Regions from separate parts of the Homo sapiens genome. Here region 2 is linked to region 1. Evidence: chromatin contacts called from ENCODE Hi-C or POLR2A ChIA-PET data. All regions are on one chromosome and are shown on one strand. The core of a region is the stretch at or near the end of the contact, and the rest is flanking DNA. Distances in the headings are between cores, read along the strand shown. Region 1 holds the start of MOSMO (modulator of smoothened). Region 2 overlaps MOSMO (modulator of smoothened).

Region 1 (6,091 bases), core at 668-3,167:
TTGACAGCACAGTGATGCTTTTCTTTTTCTTTTTTTTGAGACAGAGTCTCGCTCTGTCGCCCAGGCTGGAGTGCAGTAGCGCAATCTCAGCTCACTGCAACCTCTGCCTCCCGGGTTCAAGCGATTCTCCTGCCTCACCTCCTGAGTAGCTGGGATTACAGGTGCACGCCACCATGCCCGGCTAATTCTCTTTTTTTTTTTTTTTTTTTTTTTTTTTTTTTTTGTATTTTTAGTAGAGACGGGGTTTCGCCATGTTGGTCAGGCTAGTTTCGAAATCCTGACCTCCTGATCCGCCCGCCTCGGCCTCCCAAAGTGCTGGGATTACAGGCGTGAGCCACCGCGCCCGGCCGCATTTTTATAAGAAATTATCCATGGAGGGAGCTTGACATTCCCAACCCTCCAAAAGTTCCTTCACCTGCACTGAACAAGCAGTTAAAAAACAAGACCATTCCTTAAATCGGAGCAGCTCTCCTGACAGCTGTTTACATTAATTAAGGTTTGGTCTCACAGGTCTGGGAGAGAGGGAGAAAGAGAGGCGGGGGAAGAGGGGAGGGAGAAGAGGTAACAGGGAAAGAAGTGGCCCAAGCTGAGAAAAATCTTGGAAGCGCATTCACCTGGGGTACCCTTCAGAAAGATGCCCGCCTCTTTCCCGAGGGCACCACCTTGCCTCTCCCGCCCACAGCTCCGTGGTGGTACAGCAAGCACTGCTCCCGCTGCCGGGCTGCCTGCAACTGTAATGTGTTATTTAATTTTGTAACTACTATTAAGAGCTCTCCAGCGTTTTTGTGATGCGCTGGAATGAAAGACGCTCCATAAAATGAGGTTTATTATTAGTAGTATTATAGCTCCCGGGCCTAAAATAAAGCAGAATTATAACCACATACACACTTCAAAGGGAAAATCCGAAGCCACAAGCTTCTCAAACATTGCCAAGCGGGCAGGGGATGGGCGGGGGCGGCGGTGCAGAGGGGCTCCAATCCGGCGCCCCCCACTCCCACCAACCCCACCAGCTCTCCCAGCACCCACCATTCACCCTGCCTGGTGGGGTCAGCGCCCGCAGCCCGGGCTCGCCCCCGGCCGCAGCTTCCTCTGGTGGTGGAGGGTCTGGGGTCGGACCTGATCCCTCTCGGCCTCCCCTCGCCCACCAGCTCTCTAGTGGCTCCCGCACTGCCCCGCAGGCTGCCTCACTCTCAGCCCTAGCCTCTCCGCCTGGTTTCTAATTCCCTTGCAGGAGCCTCAGTTTCCTCCCGTCTCCCACCTTGACTTTTTTTTTTTTTTTTTTAATCCAGAACGAAGCTCATTCCTCTGCGATCCCTCACATCGGAGGGCTGCTCCCCTCCTCCCCGGTCCGGGACTTGCCAGCCCAGCCCAGGTCTCCTCGGCCACTTTTCACCCGGCCTGGGGCGCCTCTCCCCTCAGCCCGGGGGTCCCGCTGGCGCCCGGCGGCTTCCTCTCCTCCATCCCTTTCCTCCGCGGCCCGGGTCTCCCCTCCGCCCCCGGTCTCCTCAGGCTAGCCTCCGGCCGGGACCCTCCACCCCGTCCTCTCCTCAGTCCGGGTCTCCCCTCTCTCGCGTCGCCCTCAGCCAATCCCCCGCCCGGCCCGGCGCGCCAGCGGCTCACCCGCAGACTCCCCGGTGTTGATCCAGTCCGGGTTGGCGATGCTGGCGATGGCGAAGATATCGGCGGCCAGAAAGAGACATCCTGAGATGATGGTCAGTTTATCCATCTCCCCGCCCCGCTCCCCCCACCCCCCGAGCCCCGGACAGGCAGCGGCCTCACGCCTCCCGCCCCATGGGCCGCCGCCGGGGCCCGGAGTCCCCGCGCCGCTGCCTCGCGCCCCCTCGGCCCCCGCGCGCCGCTCGCGCCCTCCGCGCGCCCGGGACCAGCAGCCGCGGCGCGGCCCGCACAGACGGAACCGCCGCCCGCCCCGGAACTGCTCGGCCCGCCCGCCCCTCACCCGGAAGCGAAGCCGCGGCGTTGGCGAGGCCGGTCCCGGCTCCCCAGCCGCCGCGCCCCAGCTCCGTCCTCCCGGCTCGGCCGGCCGCCCTGGGCCCCTCCCCGCACCGCCCGCCTCTACGTTCTGGACCCGGACCCGACCGGCCCGGCTCCGGTCCCTGCCCGGGTCCCGGTCTCTTCTGGCAGGCCACGCCACCTCTTGGCTTTCTGCCCACTAATAAGATTGTTGATGTTGATGACTGGGCACAGGCTGCGGCCCCTCCTGAGCCCCTCAGAAGCAAAACTGGAATGAGAGTGGGGAGCTGCCCGTCTTCCAGCAGGAGGCGGGCCCCGACTCCCGCCGAGCGACTCCGGGCCCCGCGCGGTCCCTGTCACCTTGTATTCTCATTGCCCGTTCCGCGGCCGTCAGCTCCCAGGATTGCCCCATTTAGCAAATAGCTTTCGACAACCCCTCTTCGTCAGACGTTGTAGGTGCAGAGGTGCTGGAGTGGACAGAGGCAAGGCGCCCGCTCTTGGGGAGCTCACGTTCTGGTGGGAAGAGACAGAAACACATTAAGAACCTATCTGTAAAATAAAGATAATTTCAGGTGCAGATCCCTGAATTCAATGGAGGTCAGTGTGATGGGAGTCGGAGCGATACCTGCGATAGGGAAGGATGCATTTCCGCTGAGACCATCACGATCGTAAAGATCTGCACTTTGAAGACCTGGCGCAAGACCAGACAGAGGGAACAGCCAATGCAAAGATCATTAGGGGAGGGGGGCAGAAAGAGATCAGCGTGTCCAAGGAATTGCAAAATGGCCTGTGTGGCAGGAGAGTAGTATGACAAGAGGTAGGCAGAGGCTAGGTGTAGGGCTTTGGGGGCCTTGGATTTTGTTCTGAGTGCAATGAGAAGGCAATGGAGGGTGTTTGCAGAATCCCATGATCTTACTTAATCTGTGAAGATCCATAGTGTAGCTTGTATGGGGGAAAGGCAAAGATGACAACAGGGACGCCAGTTAAGAGGCCAAGTAGTCCACGAGAGAGAAGTGTAGCTTTGGCTAGGGTGAGAGTAGTGAAGATGGAGAGGAATGGACAGATTTGGATGTTTTGTAGATAGAGGGAAGGACCTGCTGATAATGGGGAAGGAGTTGAAAGAGAACTCAAGAATAAGTTTTTGACCTGAGCAACCAGGTGTTATGATCCCGTTTACTGAGTTGTGTGTGCAGCGTCTTAAGTTGGATGAATAAACAGGAAAATAAGGCATTTGCATAATTTGTCAGCATATGCTATGGTGGAGGTTTTCTTTTCTTCCACAGCTCATGGGCCGAATCACCACTAACCCTGACGTTTGATCCAGCTCTCCCTAATGGTACTCCGTGCAGCAGATGGAGATGAAACACTCATTTTCTCCTTAAATGCCACATAGGTCGTCTCTAGAAGGACCTAGAAGAGTGACATCTGTCTCTATTTTTGGAATGCTTACATGTCCACAAAATTCAGGAGGTTTCAAATTCCACCAAATCCAACAGCCTTGCAGAAATGTGCAACAGAGTATCAGTGTCACTACATAGCTGGGAGAAGGAAGGGTTTGATTGCTGGTCTATATTGACTTTTCTGTCCAAACATTGGTCTCTTGGGGGAAAGGTTTTTTTTTTTTGTTATTATACAATTTATTTTTCCTCTGCCACAGAAATTGACACAAGATAATTCATATACTCCAAGGATCCAGATATAATGCATATCACATTACTGCAATAGTCTTCAGTTTCTTTTTTCTTTTCTTCTTTTTTTAAATAAGTACTGGAGAAATTTAATTGAGTCATATTTGGCTTCTTGTTGGGGTTTTCTATTGCCCAGTGATAGAAGAAACTGTAACTATACAGGACTAAATTCCCAGATAATATCCACTGATGTTCTCTACTGGCCAGCTTAGAAGAATCCTAGGGCTGAATGTTTGAACAGTTTGCACATATTCTAACTCCAGCTGAATAGAATGATGATGATTGGGTTCTTGTGTTTACAATAAATACAAGTAGCCAAGCGTGGTGGTTTGCACCTATAATCCCAGCTACTCCAGAAGCTGAGGTGGGAGGATCACTTGAGTCCAGCAGTTCAAGACCAGCCTGGACAACACAGTGAGACCCCTGTCTCTAATAAATAAAATAAATAAATAATACAGTTCTTCCTTTTACCCTTTACAAATGGTTCTGGGTCTAAGATTAAAGCACAAGAACAACCAGTATTGAGTTAAAAGAATTTAAAACATTTTTATCATACTAATGGCTGCACATCAGTACAGAGAATAGTCACCTATCCCAAACCTTCCTACCATCCAGAATGGGAGGTGGGGTTGGCAGGGGCCAAACTGTTTACAGATTTCCCATTAATCCCTCTTTTTATCCCTATAGCTCTTTTCTTTTCTTTCTTTCCTTTTTTTTTTTTTTTTGTCAGAGATAGGGTCTCACTATGTTGTCCACGCTGGATTTCAACTTCTGGCCTTAAGTGATCCTCCCACCTCAGCCTCCCAAGTAGCTGGGACTACAGGCCCACACCACTGTGCCTGGCTGGTGTTTCAGAGTCCCCAGTCTCTGAGGTCTGCAGGACAGATCAGTCCCCTTCTCTCTGTATCTCAGTCTAGATTTTAGCAGAGGCAAACCCTAAGGGTTTGGGAGAGGTGATGGAGTGAAGCAGAGAGAATACAGAACTATGTTCTAGTTCCTGCCCTGCTCCTGACTTGACCTTGGGAAAGCCATGTCACCTCTCTGGGCCTTTTACCCCCATCTGGCCTAACAAGACTCCTGGCCTCGGTGACAGAAGCGTCCCATCCTCTCACCCACCCCTAAGCAGAGCAGCTGGGACTTTTCAGAAATGAGCCACAAGACTCCTTATGGCAGAAAGCCTTGGGGACCCAGAAGAACATAGAAGGCTTCCAGGAGGGAGATATGCTGTGCAGCCTGAAGTCATAAACAGCCATTCTGCAGCTGTTAAAGGGCCATGAACATGGCATGCTCTATTGTGATGGATGGCAGGCCTTGGCCAGAAGAGGCTGAATCCAGATGGGACCACGGGCAAAGCTGTGGAAGGGACTGTGTGATCACTCTTCTCTTTAAGGAGTATCTTCAGCCTGACAATAAACACACTGTCTCCCTAGGGGTTAGGTTTCGTGGGCCAAGAGCATGGTGGACGCACCACACATGTACCTGGGGTTTCTGGGGTTAGAGAAGACACAAGAAACTAAATCCAGAGTTAGCAGCTTGCGCCCGGGCTCAAATCTCAGTTTGTTTCATGGATTGGTTCCCTTTGAGCTGACTCAGAAATGCGATTATTGATTAGTGCAGAAAGTTTATTAGAGAGCCTTTGAGAATCAAGTCCTATGGGGAAAGGGAAGCAGGGGTGGGAAGAGGGAGAAGTCAGTCTGTGCTGCAGTCATGGGAGGCTTTGGCAGACCCCCAGGGGAGTTCTGAAACTAGGATAGCTGCTGAGTTGGCCTGAGTTGGAGTAAATGGGCCAAGTCTTTTCATCCCTGCACTGACCTGCCATGGAGCTTGGAGGGCAGCTCTCTTTAGACAAAGACAATTCCTCAAGAGGGCTGACAGCTGAGATCTGTCAACCTACCACCCACCCGGTAGGCGGGGAATAGTCCTTCAGTCCTGACCGAGGCAGTGTAGTGCAGCATTTGCAATAGTGCCCACATGGTGCTGTGCCTCTCATTTGCTACTTAAGTTTGGAGAGCAGCACTTTCAGGACCCTGGGGAATCTTTTCCTGTGGGAAACATATAGAGGAGGGTTAGTGGGAACTACAGCTCCTGCCGCCGCTACAGCTCATCTAGAGGCATAACGAACATACCCTTCAGTCCCCTCTTCTATCCATCCTAGAAACCTCTTCCCTTCTGCCAGCACCTCAGATGATCTAGGTGGCCTGCGTGATGGGGTGGTCTAGACCTCCATCCTTAGAGAGCCTGAGCACCTAGTTGCTGTGCACTTCTCAGGCAGTGGTTGCTGCATTTGTCCATTTACTGTCCAAATAGGGCAAAGGAGTACTAAGAGACACCTAAATAGATCACGTGGGTGCCCAATGTTCCTCCCTGCCCTGATGTGAAGTCTCAGCCTGATTCCTTCCCGGTAATTGAATACTCTTGTCTGCTTTCTCCCC
Region 2 (5,996 bases), core at 1,534-4,033, 43 kb before region 1:
AAAAATTCAAAGACAAAAAGAGTATAGCATAAAGTGATAAGTACATTTCCTTTCAACAATGGGCCTCCAACTACTCCGTTTCTTTTCCTTGAAGCAATAACCACTTCTTTTTTTTTGAGACGGAGTCTCCCTCTGTTGCCCAGGCTGGAGTGCAGTGGCATGATATCAGATCACTGCAACCTCCACCTCCTGGGTTCAAGTGATTCTCCTGCCTCAGCCTCCTGAGTAGCTGGGATTACAGGTGCCCGCCACAATACCCAGCTAATGTTTGTATTTTTAGTAGAGAAAGGGTTTCACCATGTTGGCCAGGCTGGTCTCGAACTCCTGACCTCAAGTGATTTGCCCGCCTTGGCATCCCAAAGTGCTGGTATTACAGGCATGAGCCCCCGTGCCTGGCTGCAAGCACCACTTCTTGTGTATCTTTACAGGAGGGATAATGTACGCATATACAAGAGCATGAGTGTGTGTCTGTGTATTATTTTTTAAATGACCCATGCAGTCACAGTAACATATATAATGTTCAATACCTACTTTCCAAAACTTATTTTTAATAATTAGTAAATATAAAATATTTCTAAAATTGCATAAGGTTAAACAAAACTATCATATCATGAACCCCCATGCATCCACATGCCAGTTTAAGAAGGAAGAATAGGCTGGGTGTGCGGTGGCTCATGCCTGTAATCCCAGCACGTTGGGAGGTGGAGGTGGGTGGATCACTTGAGGCCAGGAGTTGGAGACATGCCAGACCAACATGACAAAACCCCATCGCTACTAAAAATACAAAAAAAAAAAAATTAGCTGGGCGTGGTGGCGGGTGCCTGTGGTACCAGCTACTTGGGAGTCTGAGGCAAGAGAATCGCTTGAACCTGGGAAGTGGAGGTTACAGTGAGCAGAGATCAAGCCACTGTACTCCAGCCTGGGCAACAGAGTGAGACTCCGTCTCAAAAAAAAAAAAAAAAAAAAAGAAGATGAGAGAATATTACTATTACTTTTTGAATCCCCCATGTGCCCTCTCTAATCTCGTTTTCTCTCCTGAGGTAACCACTCTCCTTGATTTTGTGCTTATTAATTCCTTGCTTGTAGTTTTACAATTTTTTTTCCCCCTAAACAACATGTTTAATGTTTCATACAGTTTAATGAATTATATTAAACTTCATATAAATGGAATCCAATCTTATTACATGTATGTTTCCACAGTTTGTTTCTCTTGCTCAACATGACTGTTTAAGATTCAGATTGTTATAATTTATTTATTTTTCATGGCTGTATAGTGTTCTCAACATTTATTTATTCTACTCTGGACACAGATTTCTAGAAGTTTGTTGCTGTTTTGTTTTCTTATAAATGGCACTATGAACATTTCTGTCACCTGGGGAAATGAGCAAGAATTCCTCTAGAATCTGTTAATAAGTAAAACTGGTAGGTTATAAGGTTCATACACATCTTTAAATTTTATTAGATAATACCAAATTGTTTTCCAAAGGGGTTATGTCCGAATTCACTTTTCTCCCAGCAGTGTATAAGGGTCCCACTTGCTCTACATATTCTTGCCAATACCTGATACTGTCTGTGCCTGGCAATTTTACTTAATAACATATAATAGAGAATCTTACATATTAGCATATACAGGGCTGCCTCATCCTGTCTAAAGGGCTTCATAGTATTCTAGCATATAGATATACTGTATTTGTACAGTTGTCTATTGAGGCAACTCTCCAATATTTCCCTTTAATGGATTATTTCCAGTCTTTTGTTATTTCAAACAATAACAATGGACAGCCTAATTTATCGTTACGAAATTCATTTCACACATGAAACTATATCCGTAGAATAAATTCCTAGAAATAAAATTTCTGGGTTAAAGAGTATATGCATTTAAAATGTTCACAGATATTGCCAAATTATTCCACATATATATAGGAAAAAAACTCTCAAACCATGTTTTTTTCTGTCACACCACAGCAACACAGAAGGCTTTTGTGACCAAATGCGTGGGGTTTCTCCCCCACACACCAAGCAGTGGACACCAGCCAGGTGTCCTCCAATTCAATTCTGACACTGTCTACCTGGAGATAGTATCAGATCCCATGGGTTGATGGCTCAGTCCCCAAGACTGCCACCCACCCCATCCCAGACACCAGTCAGTCACAAGCCGGGGCCTCCAAAACTTCTGACTGGCTTCAAGTTGGGGTTCCCACAATCCCCTTTTTGGGTTTAATTAACTTGCTGGAACAAGTCACACAACTCAGTGAATCACTTATGCTTATTGATTTATTATTAATATAAAGGATACTACAAAGGATATAGATGAAGAGATGTGTAGGGTGAGGTATGGGGGAAGGGGCATGGAGCTGTTGTTGGTACTTCCCTTAATGAAGTACAAGAACTCTTTAAATATTAAGGAAATTAGCCATTTGTCTGTGGTTTGACCTATTGATATTTTAGCCTAGTTTGTTATTTTTCTTTTGTTTATGGTAGATTTTTTTTGTATGTAGAAATTTTATTTTTCTGTAGAGTCCTTTTTTTTTTGGAGATGGAGTCTTGCTCTGTCGCCCAGGCTGGAGTGCAGGCACCATCTTGGCTCACTGCAACTTCTACCTCCCAGGTTCAAGTGATCCTCCTGCCTTGGCCTCCTGAATAGCTGGGATTACAAGTGTGCACCACCATGCTCGGCTAATTTTTGTATTTTTAATTAGAGATGGGGTTTCAACATGTTGCCAGGCTGGTCTTGAATTCCTGACCTCAAGTGACTCACCTGTCTTGGCCTCCCAAAGTGCCGGGATTGCAGGTATGAGCCATCGCGCCCAGCCATAGAGTCAAATTTAATAATCATGTCTTTTATAGCTTCTAGGTTTTGTACCATACTTTTGGAAAGGTCTTCTCTTACTTCAATAGTAAATTACTTGTGCATATATTAAACACAGCAGTTGTCAGACTGGACTGCACTAAAAAATGAACTCTCAGTTTGAGTTTTCTCTACAGTAGGTTTCTCAACCTCAGCAGCATTCACTTTTTTTTTTTTTTTTTTCTTAAGAGACAGAGTCTCACTTTGTCACCCAGGCTGGATCATAGCTCACTGTAGTCTCAAACTTCTGGGCTCAAGTGATCCTCCTACCTCATCCTCCCAAGTAGCTAAGACTTAGACAATCCTGACACAGGCATGTACCACCACATCCATCTACTTAAAAAAATTTTTTTAAGGAGATGGGGTCCCCCTATGATGATTTCAAACCCCTGGCCTCAAGTGATCCTCCTGCCTCAGCCTCCCAAGTAGCTGGGATTAAAGACATAAGCCACCACACCTGGCCCACTACTAACATTTTGGACCAAATAATTACTTGTTGCTGGGGTTGTCTTGGGCACTGTAGGATGTGTAGCAGTATCCCTGGCCTTTACTCACTAGAAGTCAGTAGCACTCTCTCCCTCTAACAGCTGTGATAATCAACATGTCTTGAGACATTGTCAAATGTCCCTGGGAGATGGAGTGGCCAAAACTGTCCCTAGTTGAGAATCTCTGCTCTAGAAACAGGTTTACCTTCAATACTTCCTTCTATTCATAGAAATGATCAGACCTAACCAATTGTATTTAACCTGAAAGGTATCTCTAAAACATTGGAACTATTTTTTTTAGTTTAATATTTTAAATTAAAGTACTTGGTGCTGACAATTCTTTTGTACAGTTCTGTCTCTAGCTTTAGAATAGCTTAAGAGCAGCCATTACCTCATGTCCAATGGAATTAATCAAGTATGTTATTTAAAGACCACAAAACAGAATGTTGACAGAGGAACCCAGGCAGGATCCAAGTCAATTCACTCCACTTACTCTAGCTTAAGAAGGGTTTTCCTTTTAATTTCCAAAATTAAAGTCAGTTTTGAAATGATACTTCCACAGAGTGCTTACTTTCCAAGGTGAGCTCTCCAACCATGGCATGGATACAACAGCCACGATAATGAAGAGTGTGTAGTAATGGTGCAGGAATAGATACATCAATCAACAATACGGAATCAAACACCCCAAGAGAGCTAGGATATATAAGATGGCATTACAAATCAGAGGAAAGAATGGATTATTCAGTAAACTGTTTTAGGTAACTGGCTTAACATTTATAAAAGAATTAAGATTCCCACTTATTACCATGCAGCAAAATAAGATGGCAAATTAATATAAAAATTAAAATCATAAAAAGGAAAATATTCTAGTTGACTTTGTGGTCTTAGGAATAGGGAAAACTTTTCTAGGTATACATACAAAGTCAGACTATAAAGAAAAATACCATAAATTTAAAGGTAAACAATAACCTCTGTGCAATACACATGAAGGGGTAATAGTCTTTATATGTGATACCTTTCAAATCAACAAGAAACCTAAAATCAAAATTGAAAAATGGAGAAAAATATGAATAAGCAATTCATATAAGATGGCATACAGAACATCAAAAGTATATACATTTTTAAAAATTCAGTCTTTCCAGTAACCAAAGAAATGAAAACCACCAGCCTGGGCAACATAGCAAGACCCTATTTCTATAAAAGGATTTTTAATTAGCTAGGCATGGTGGCGCATACCACCATGTAAGACGGAGGTTACTCAGAAGGCTGAGGCAAGAAGGTCACTTGAGCCCAGGAGATTAAGGTTATAGTGAGCCATGATCATGCCACAGCACTTCAGCCTGGGCTACAGAATGAGAACCTGGTTTGTTTGTTTTTTTAAAGCAAACCAAGAAAACTTCTATATTTTGACTATTAACGTGGCAAAAACTAAAAACAACAGCAAGAAACACAGGTTGGGGAGCTCAACAAAATACTCTCCAGTAAAAACATAAATTTCTATATGTATTTCCTCAGCGCAATTTGGCAACACATATTAAAACCTTTAAAAATGTTAATATCCTCCCACCCAGTATATATATAGGAATTTAGAATACAGCAGAGATAGCATCAAGAAATATCAGGGGAGAAAAAGGGCTAGTTAATGAAGAACACGGGGGCAACCGGTTATAGTGAGGAAAACATAAAGCTAGATACTTATTTCAAATTATGAACAAAAATAAATTCAAGAGGCTTTACAAAGCTAAACATAAAAAAGAGAACTATAAACGTGGAGTAGGAAAGTCTTTTCAATGTAAGAAAGAAAACCCTGAACCCATAAAGAAAAAAACTGATCCACAAAATTTTAAACATCTTTGTCAAAAGAAACCATAAATAATAATGAAAAATAAATTTGAAAAACAACGTGAGACTGGGAGAAAATATTCACAACTATATAACAATATCTGGAATACATGACTAGGTACCAAACATTAATAAGAAAAAATTTAAAACCTCAAAAGATTAAATATGTGGCCAGTAACATGAAAAGATGTTCAACTTAATAAAGAAATGCAAATTAAGACAAAATACCATTTTTGGGGCCATCAAATTTTCAAAAGCTAAAAAGATTTATACTATCCAGCACTGGAAAAGATACGGAGAAATGAATATACTTTTACACATTGTTGAGAGGGTTGGAAGAAAAACTGGTGCACCTTTTGGGTTGATGTTGATGTTGCAGCAGCAGCATCAGTTAACTCTTATACAGTGTTAACATATCCCAGTATCCTAAGTCCTTTGTATACAGCAGCTCATTTAATCGTTCACAACCCTATGAGGGAGGTACTGTTATTTCTCCATTTTACAGATGTACGGATAAAGAACCTGAGGCACACAGATGTAGAGTAACATCTTTCTTACACAGAGATGTTGGATTTGGGAATTTGGCTCTATAATCTGTGTTATTTGCTATGCTACACAGTCCTACACTGCAGTAGCAACCATGGAAGTACACTGCTCAAGATCTCCCTTGAAGATACCTTGCAGTTCAGTTCTGATGTGCCTTTAGGACTTAACTCCCTCGTCTTTCAAGATCAGGCCACTTTCTTCCCTGGCAGTCACAGGTCAATAACTGAATACATGGGAGTACCAGGGCCTGGCTATTTCTAACCAACTGGTAGTAC

Evidence for each region. Hi-C counts contacts between places; a loop is a spot of excess contacts on that map. ChIA-PET counts read pairs that join two places held with the same protein, here RNA polymerase II (POLR2A). Pooled maps may share reads with other maps.
Region 2: a loop to region 1 is called in a map of GM12878, with 3 times the contacts of the local background. The contact joins the enhancer-like site here to the promoter of MOSMO in region 1. A Hi-C loop is called at or near these places in 11 of 168 maps with a recorded cell type or tissue (GM12878, GM23248, HAP-1 and 8 more), 3 of 37 single-sample maps with no recorded cell type and 9 of 50 pooled maps. POLR2A ChIA-PET finds 5 or more read pairs at or near these places in 22 of 52 experiments (A549, A673, BJ and 18 more).

The regions. Positions count from the first base shown.
Region 1 is chr16:22,003,937-22,010,027 of GRCh38, reverse strand. MOSMO (modulator of smoothened) reads right to left here and starts at 1,917. Exons shown (of 3, transcript NM_001164579.2): 1 at 1,621-1,917. The coding sequence starts at 1,726. RefSeq lists a silencer at 1,886-2,125.
Region 2 is chr16:22,047,923-22,053,918 of GRCh38, reverse strand. The region is part of intron 1 of MOSMO (modulator of smoothened); the gene reads right to left. Among named protein-coding and RNA genes, the nearest start is that of VWA3A, 42 kb to the left of the region's middle. Within about 2 kb of position 2,783, at least 3 of the 41 ENCODE cell types and tissues checked have a DNase peak (open chromatin) inside an H3K27ac peak, as active enhancers do; they include HCT116, PC-9 and mammary epithelial cell, where a contact is called at or near this core.